Linked DNA regions of Homo sapiens: region 1 is linked to region 2. Evidence: read pairs that join two places in POLR2A ChIA-PET (ENCODE). Cell type or tissue: A673. All regions are shown on one strand. Each heading gives the region's core, and the rest is flanking DNA. Links, peaks and the distances in the headings are about the cores only.

The links. Peaks named below come from ENCODE experiments on the same cell type or tissue, not always from the same donor. Only the 100,000 strongest peaks of a DNase experiment are listed, where the experiment ranks them.
Region 1: POLR2A ChIA-PET joins it to region 2 with 6 read pairs; 2 of 35 experiments call an interaction of 5 or more read pairs at or near these places.

The regions. Positions count from the first base shown.
Region 1 is chr10:101,828,942-101,833,328 of GRCh38, reverse strand. It overlaps KCNIP2 (potassium voltage-gated channel interacting protein 2), which reads left to right. Exons shown (of 10, transcript NM_173191.3): 2 at 2,162-2,257; 3 at 3,432-3,485; 4 at 4,130-4,254. Among named protein-coding and RNA genes, the nearest start is that of KCNIP2-AS1, 12 kb to the right of the region's middle. RefSeq lists an enhancer at 1,973-2,489 and silencers at 2,625-2,704, 3,495-3,594, 3,715-3,764. In A673, for the core only: no CTCF peak of the experiment used is centred there; DNase peaks (open chromatin) are centred at 2,318, 2,688, 3,148 and 3,588; H3K4me3 peaks cover 1,217 bases; H3K27ac peaks cover 1,849 bases.
Region 2 is chr10:102,186,456-102,190,842 of GRCh38, reverse strand. No RefSeq gene overlaps it. Among named protein-coding and RNA genes, the nearest start is that of NOLC1, 36 kb to the right of the region's middle. In A673, for the core only: no CTCF peak of the experiment used is centred there; no DNase peak of the experiment used is centred there.

The sequences.
Region 1 (4,387 bases), core at 98-4,097, 360 kb after region 2:
CCCTCCCCAGCCCACCCCAAAGTCAGTAGGGAGAGTAATATTGGGGTGGAGTGGGGAGCACTTCTGCCTCCCCCTTGGGAGTTTTGACCTCTCCCTCCTCTTCACGGCTAGAACTGTGTAACTCCGTAGCATGGCTGTTCCCCAGTACCACCAGGGACAGGAAGACAGACTAGAACCATGATGGAGGACTGCAGGGTAGATACCTGGAAGAACTGGAAAAATATGAAGGAAACTGGGAACAAGAGGAAGGTGCATGAATTGCCTGCTCTAGGGTTCAGTAAGAGCAGAAAACTCCTAGCTCACCCTCCATCCTCTGCTGCATTTATTGGGGTGGAGTGGGGAACAGGGAGTTGGACCTAGATAAACTGGGACAGCTGGGCTGAGCTTGTTCTCATTCAATCTGGAAAAGGTGAAGTTGATTGAGCTCTAACTTGCCATTCCTTTTAGATGGGAAAGGGGGAAGAGAGGGCATCTGGAAATCCCAGGAGTCTTGGGCTGAAGGCAGCCATTCTGTTCTCACCTTTAGAGGAGACAGAGGCTTAGAAGCAGGTAGGGGGCTGGGGTGGGGGGCAGGAGAGCCACCCCCGAGTCGGGCAACTACACCATTGGAGGCCCCAGGCGCAATCCAGCTTTGGGAAACTAGAGTCCAGGCTAATGGAGCCCTGGGCCAGAGGCCAGGAATGCCATCGATCCCCCTGCCTGGCCCACTGCCTCCCTCCCACCTCTCCATGGCTCCTGGGGTGGGAGGGAGGTAAGGATGTGTTGAAGGAGAGGAGGTGGTTACTCACCCAGTCACCTCCTGAGAACAGGGCCTGATCTGGAGGGTGAAGCCTGGATTGGGAGGGTGGGGTATATGGAGGGGGAGTAACCTTTAACTAAAGGAAGTTGGACCCCTCCAGGAATGGACTGAGGCCAACTTTAGTCACTGTGTCAGATCCAGTGGGATCTGATCCAGGAATCTGGATGCAGTGCAGCTGGGAGACACAGACACACACACACACACACACACACACACACACACACACACACACAGTAACACTGAGGGTCCTCTGGGGGTGCAATTAGAGCTGTAGAGCATGTGCAGAAATAAGGGAGAAGAGGGGAAGGGGAGCCATGATCAGTGGGCCATGGATAGCCCCACAATACACCAGAATACTCGCCTCCAAGATCTCTTATTGCCACAAAGTTTACTATTATTTCACCCTCAAAGAGCAAGCCATACTGGAAGAGACTGTGAAGGGGCCACAGTTTAGGGTAGATGAGTTAGCTGATGAGGAACCCTGCCCTTTGGCAGAAAGATTCTGGGCACCTTGGAATGAGGAGGGGTTACAGGAAAGAAAAGTGGGTGTACCCAGGAAAAATGAAGCCTCTGTGGGTGAGGTATTGAGGTACAGCCTTAGATATCTGGGTGCCATGGGGACCCAGGTCACAGTATGATATGGATATGTGTCATGACAACCTTGATATGTCTCATAATGTTATAAGGTCACAATGTCATAGTGTTCTTTGTAGACTCACATGTCATGATGTCCCAGAGGCATTGTGTGTTCTTGTGTGGTTTGATCATGCTGTGTGTGAGATGGCCTATATGGGTCTCCATGTGTATGCATCCTGTTTTACTTAGGTCACATTTGTATATGTTTGTGTTAAGGAGTTAGCAGGTCATTGTGTGTGTGTGTGTGAGCATGCATATTACGCCATCAGGTGTGAGTTACTGGATATCAAGCTGTCACTGGCACCCATCACTGTGATGTATTGTTCTACATGTCACTATACACGCCTGTCACTGTAGGTGTGTGTATGAGAGAGGTGTTCTTACCCAGGCAATCCTTGGGTTGGACATCATCCTGAGAGGTCCAGCCATGGCACTTGAGCCAAGGGTACTAGGTCAGCAAAGACACTGAGGCCACTGCCACCTCATCCTTGCCGCCTCGCTGTCACCGGCCACGTCCCATTAAACCAAGTGCCTGAGCCTCACCTCTATGGACTCACTGGGCTCCCCTAACCCGATTCCAACCACCCTTGCCATTCCTTTCCTCCCCTTAATTCCTCCCCCAGCCCGGTCCCCAGATGGGGTTGATTTGTGACTGGCGGGGAGGGGACAGGGAACAGAGGGACAATGGGAGTTAATGTGCCTTCCTGGGGTCTTCTCTCTTCCCAGGCCACCCTCCAGGGCCCACTAAAAAAGCGCTGAAGCAGCGATTCCTCAAGCTGCTGCCGTGCTGCGGGCCCCAAGCCCTGCCCTCAGTCAGTGAAAGCAAGTGCCTCTCATGTGCTTCCGGGGGCGGGGCTCGATGTGTGCGTGCGTGTCTGTGCATGAGTGTGTGCGCGTGTGCCCCAGGCCTGCGAGTGTGCGCATGCTCCAGGCCTGCATGTGTGGGGGGGCGTGCCCCAGGCCTGCGTGTGTGGGGGTGGGGCCTGCCCCAGGCCTGTGCGTGTGTATGTGTGTGCATGTGCGCGCGAGCGTGCCCCAGGCCGGCGTGTGTGTGTGGGGGGGCGTGCCCTACCCCTGCATGTGTGTGGAGGGCGTGCCCCAGGCCCGCGCGCGTGTGTGTGTGTATGGGGAGGCGTGCCGCACGCCTGCGTGTGGGGGAGGGGCGTGCCCCAGGCCTGCGTGCGTGTGTGTGTGTGTGTGTGTGTGTGTGTGGGCGTGACCAGCGTGGCGAGGGCGGGTGCTGGCAAGGCTGGAGCATAAGGGGGCGTGGCTACTGTGTGCGTGTGCGGCTGAAGCCAGCGTGTGTGGGCGTGGTCAGTTGGGAGCGGGTGTGTGTCACCGCTCCCGCAAAACTGTGGGACCCGAGAGTGTGGGTGTGACCATTGTGACCAGGCTGAGGCCTGAGCCTGTGTAGCTGTGGCGGCCTGTGTAGACCAGGCGGCCGTGAGGGTCTGTATGTGGCTTAGCTGGGTTAGTGTCTTCAACTCCGTGCGGCCGCCCCCTTCCCCACCGTGTTTTGGACCCCTGATGTGTGTTGCCTATGCCCCGACAGGATGGTGACAGGTGTAGAGGATGGCGCCTGCCCTCCTCCAGACGCCAGGGTATTTGGGTTTTCTGTGCCAGCCTGGTCCCCTGCTGAGTGATCTCCAGTTGAGTGACCTCGCTTTGTCTCTAGGTCTCCATTTCCTCAGTTGGGCCTTGCCCACCTCATAGGATCATACTGCATTTTGCAAACCATAAAGGCCCGCTTTGTAGTTATTTGAGCATGCTGTTGTGTTGGACTTAGATGGGTCCCACACGGGGGTGGATTCGGAAAAGGACAGGCGTGAGTCCCGCAAGCTTGTGTGCATGGGGTCCGTTTCGTGTGTGTCTGTGCTGGTTGGGTGTGCCTTTGCACGGGCTGGGTTGTGAGGTTTGCTCTGAGTGTGAGGGGCCAGGTGTGTGTCTGCAGTTGGCCGGGTCTTCCGCTTTCTCGGTGACAGTTCGCTCCCTTCAGCATTAGCCGCCCCAGCCTCCCTCCGCCCCCACAGACCCCGCCTGCTGGACCCAGGTGACTTACGCTCCTGGTGGGGGCGGGGCGGGGCAGGGCGGCTTTGCCATCTTGGGGTGGGGGGCACTTGCCTGGGGGCTGGACGTTGGGGGCGGGGCAGGATTGAGATGGGGCCGGGGGTGGGGTCTGGATGGAGGTTGGCTGAGCTGGGCGGGGCATGGCTCAGGCATGGCTGGGATAGATGGGGCTGGGCGGGGCGAGGGGAGGGGCTGGGTGGGACGAGGGGAGGGTTTGGGCGGGGCAAGGCTGGGGCTGGGCGGATCTGAGTTGGTCCCCGAAGGCCCGGAGCTCTGACCCTCAGACGCCCCCTCTTGAACTGGCTTTTCCCACTCCTCCCTTTCTAAAACGAAGATGCGGCTGGGGGCCTTCCCCTCCAACGAGGGATCGAGGGCCGCGGGGCGAGCACTGAGTCGGATCCCTGGCTCTGGGGCCAGGCCAGGCCTTGGCCCGCTGATAGACCTCGAAGATGGCCATCATCTTTTCTCCTTACCTCAGTGTCCTTGGCTCGGGGCCCAGGGAACTGGCAGCCTGGTCTCCGGCATCGGATGGGACCGGGGGGCGGGGAGGGGGTGAATGGGGCAGTGATTTGAAGAGGGGTCGCGGAGGCTGGGCCTGAGGCGCGGCTGTCCTCACCGCTCCCGCAGACAGCGTGGACGATGAATTTGAATTGTCCACCGTGTGTCACCGGCCTGAGGGTCTGGAGCAGCTGCAGGAGCAAACCAAATTCACGCGCAAGGAGTTGCAGGTCCTGTACCGGGGCTTCAAGAACGTGAGTGCAAGGCGAGGCCAAACTCAGCGAGGGTGGGACAGGAGGACCCAAGCCGGTCCACAGCTTCCCAGAAAGCATGGCTTGGATGCTTGAGGTGTGGGCGGAAGGGAGGCAAGGCCCTGAGACTGAACTT
Region 2 (4,387 bases), core at 224-4,223:
GTCTCGACCTCCTGACCTCGTGATCCGCCCACCTCGGCCTCCCAGAGTGCTGGGATTACAGGAGTGAGCCACCGCGCCTGGCTGAAAATATGTTGTTATTAAGTATATGCAAACATATACATTGCCATGAATTAAGAATATTCACAAATAGTTTACAAATTTTGGAGAAATTAGGCAGAGAGAGATATATGACTCAAATTCTGTTTACAAAAGTATACTCAGCTGGGTGCGATGGCTCACGTCTGTAATCCCAGCACTTTGGGAGGCTGAGGCTGGTGGATCACTTGAGGTCAGGAGTTTGAGACCAGCCTGGCCAACATGGTGAAACCCTGTCTCCACTAAAAATACAAAAATTAGCCAGACATGGTGGCGCACGCCTGTAATCCCAGCTACTCAGGAGGCTGGGGCAGGAGAATCACTTGGGTCCAGGAGGCGGAGGTTGCAGTGAGCCAAGATCACGCCACTGCACTCTAGCCTGGGCAACAGAGTGACACTCCATCTCAAAAAAATTAAAAAGTACACTGCACTTTTGCTGGGTGCAGTGGCTAGCACTTTGGGAGGCTAAGGCAAGCAGATCAGCTGAGGTCAGGAGTTCAAGACCAGCCTGGCCAACATGGCAAAATCCCATCTATACTGAAAATACAAAAATTAGCTGGGAGTGGTGGTGCACACCTGTAATCCCAGCTACTCAGTAGGCTGAGGCAGGATAATTGCTTGAACCCAGGAGGTGGAGGTTGCAGTGAGTCAAGATCACACCATTGCACTCCAGCCTGGGCAACAGAGCGAGACTCCATCTCAAAAAAAAAAAAAAAGTATACTCCACTTAATACACTTAAAGTATGCTTAAAGGCTATAAACAGCTCAAAAGGAAAAATTATTCAGACTCTGAAAAAACAAAAAGAATCAGCAATATAGCTGGGCGTGGTCACTCACACCTGTAATCCCAGCAGTTTGGGAGGCTGAGGTGGGTGGACCACCTGAGGTCAGGAGTTCGAGACCAGCCTGACCAACATAGAGAAACCCTGTCTCTACTAAAAATACAAAATTAGCTGGGCATGGTGATGCATGCCTGAAATGCCAGCTACTCAGGAGGCTGAGGCAGGAGAATCACTTGAACCTGGGAGGCAGAGGTTGCAGTGAGCCAAGATCCGCCACTGCACTCCAGCCTGAGCAACAAGAGGGAAACTCCGTCTCAAACAAACAAACAAACAAAAGAATCAGCAATATTTCAAACAAAAAGCCATAAAAACTATTTCAGTTTCAGTTTCAATTCATGCAATCAACTCTTGCTCTGTTTCATATTGAGTTAGCAATCTTTATGAACACACCAGCTTTTCAATTACAGTCCTGGAAGTTTTCTCTCTAATTCAGTGGCACAAACCCCAAAGTTATCAGAAACCTGCAAATCAAAAGTCCTTTTAATGAACTCCTCCAAAGAAGCAAGCCCTGGACTGTAGCTGATTGTAAGTCACTTTTTGAGAAGAATCAAAGCAAAACATCGATTGTGGTTGACAAAAGTCTTTTTTTTTTTTTTGAGACAGAGTCTTGCTTTGTTCCCTGGCCTAGAGCACAGTAACACAATCTCAGCTCACTGCAATCTCTGCCTCCTAGGTTCAAGCAATTCTCCTGCCTCAGTCTCCTGAGTACCTGGGACTACAGGTGTTCGCTGCAGATCTGAGCCTCCCTGTGCTCTTGTTGGGGCCAGGAGCAGGCAGGATCCATCCCTTCCTGGGTGCAGCTGCAGCAACTTGGTCCACAGCTCCAGATACAGGCCTCCAGTTCCACAGAGCAGGCAGGAACCCCACCCCGCTGTGGGGTGCTGCAGCCGCCCAAATTGGGGCTGCAGACCCAGGCATCCCTGCACTCTTGGGGGGCCTGAAAAGGCCCCCTCCTTGCCCTTGTAGGCTCAGAGTTGCCTGCTCCTGCTGCTTGGCCTCTCCCTGCTCTTGCTGCTTGGCCTTTCCCTGCTCCCGGTGCCCACTCTGATCTTGGACCAGGCTTGGGGCCAAGTCCAGGGGCTGTCACAGTGCTGCCAGGTGTGTGCAAGCTCAGGGCAGTGCTGACACGCCAGTCCCCTGCTGCCCTGCCCCCCTCTGGACTTTGGGCACTGAGGAGTGCAGGAAGGGAAGTTGAGAGGGGCTGAGAGTGACTGGTGCTGGCCTGCAGGTGCCCCTTGGTGCCAGCAGCCTGGGCACTATGGATGGCTGTGGAAGGCAGACAGGCTCCTGGGTGGAAGGGGGCAAGTCCCCAGTGAAGCCCCACCTTCATGCCAGGACAGGCCTGAAGTGTGGGGGCCAGGCTGCCATTCCTGCTGATTGGAGGAGGAACTCATGGTGCTTTTTCCTGTGGACCAGTCAGCACACACTCCCTTCCCCGAGCCACATAAAAGCCCTGGGCTCAGCCACAGCAGGGCAGAGGTTGGGGAGACAACAAGAGGACCAAATGCAGAGAGGAGCTATTCCCCCTGCTGATAGCTAGAGACAATGGGATGGCCAGCTGGCAGAAAGGAGCTACCCTCTCTGCTAAGAGCTTCAGAGACCAGAAGAGACATTGCGTGGACCAGCTTCAGAGAGGAGCCATCCTCTCCAGGGCCTCCTCTCTGCTGAGGGCAGCATACGTCAAGATGACCAGTAGCAGACAGGAGCTGTCCTCTCCAGGGCCTCCTCTCTGCTGAGAGCAGCAGACGTTGGGACAACGAGTAACAGAAAGGAGCTACCCACTGTGCGTCTCCCCTGAGCTGCTCTAATACTAAATAAAGCTCCTCTTTGTCTGGTTCACTTGCCTGAGTACCTCATTCTTCCTGAACGCAGGACAAGAACTCAGGCAAAGCACCACTGGCCACAGAGGTTTCTGGCCAGAAAAATTGACATCCAGTGATCCCGTAATACTACTTTTCAAAAAATTTTCATGAAGATCATTTGTTTTGGCTGGGTTTATAATTTTATAACCTTCTATGCCAAACCCTGAAACCTCAAAATATCTACCAGAGACAAATATAAAATCCAGACAAAAATGTATGCTCACAATTTTGAAGACATTTTTATTTTCATTTTACCAATAATTTTACAGCCAGCTGGTTTCGAAAAAATTTACTTAACTCACACGAACTTGAAAATTGCTTTGACTTATTTAATTTATGAGTGCTGTTTTACTTATAAGCCAATTTGGTAGACACAACATATACCAATAAGGGTACATACAAATAAACACATCTAAACATGAATATACACACATAAACAAAGATCCAATAGCTTTTACCTTGGAACTATAGCTATGAGATAGCAATACAAGCTTACTGGTTTTACATGGTTACACTTTGTCCCAGTAGGTAATTCAGTGAAGGCTGTGAATCAAAATTTTGGGTATAGTAGTTTCCATGGCAGTTTGATTTTTAAAGGCCAAACCTCCTCAGACTCCAAAGAACATTGGGGTCAAACAGCAACAAAGGAGAACATCACATACCTGCCAGGCCCAACCTTGCTTAGAACAGCAGCACAAAAGCCTGGATACACACAACTCCATCCCACTTTCCCATTCAGCAGCAAACTCCAGATTCCAAACAGCAAACGCCAGATTCCAAACAACACTGGGGCCAACAGTATTGCAAATGAATATCAGTTTACCGAATTCTAACTTCTCATGACTATATAAAACACACACAAATGATCACCAAAACACAATCCAACTGCTGCAGCAAAAAACAAGCCCCAAGAGTGTCCAAACTCAAACAGTCAGGGTGCTTCCTCTCTTCATTGGTTGGGCTTGATCAAATGCAAACAAAAATTCCTTAGGAAATTTCCCAAATTGAGAGGAACTGATCCCGCTGTCTGGTACACACACGAGGCACTCACTTGCCCAGACACAACATACAATTATAAACTAGCCCCCAAGAGTGTCCACATAAAAACAGTCAGGGTGTTTCCCTCCCTCAGTCAGTTGGGCTTGTTCAACCTGCAAATGAAAATTCTTTTAAAAATTTCCCAAATTGAGAGGAGCAAATCCTGCTGTCTGGGCCCACAAAGGATACTCACCTATCTGGATGCAGATGTCCAATTTCGAAGGCTATTCTTCCAAGGCAATCAGGAGGATGGTTGGGGCTGACCATGGTGGGGCCAGAGAGAAACTGAAACTCACTTCCAGCTGATATTGGTCAATAGATGGGCATGGTGCATGCCTGTAGTCCAGCTACTGGGGAGGCTGAGGCAGGAGAATAACTTGAACCTGGTGAAGTGGCTACATTGTCTGGGGTATATGCCCTCAGGTATATATTTATCATTGTCACAGGCCAGGAAAATTTAGGACACAGACACACACAAGGGGTTTAGGAGCAGAGGTTTAATAGGTAGAAGAGAAAAGAGAAATAGCTTCCTCTATAGAAGAAGAGGTC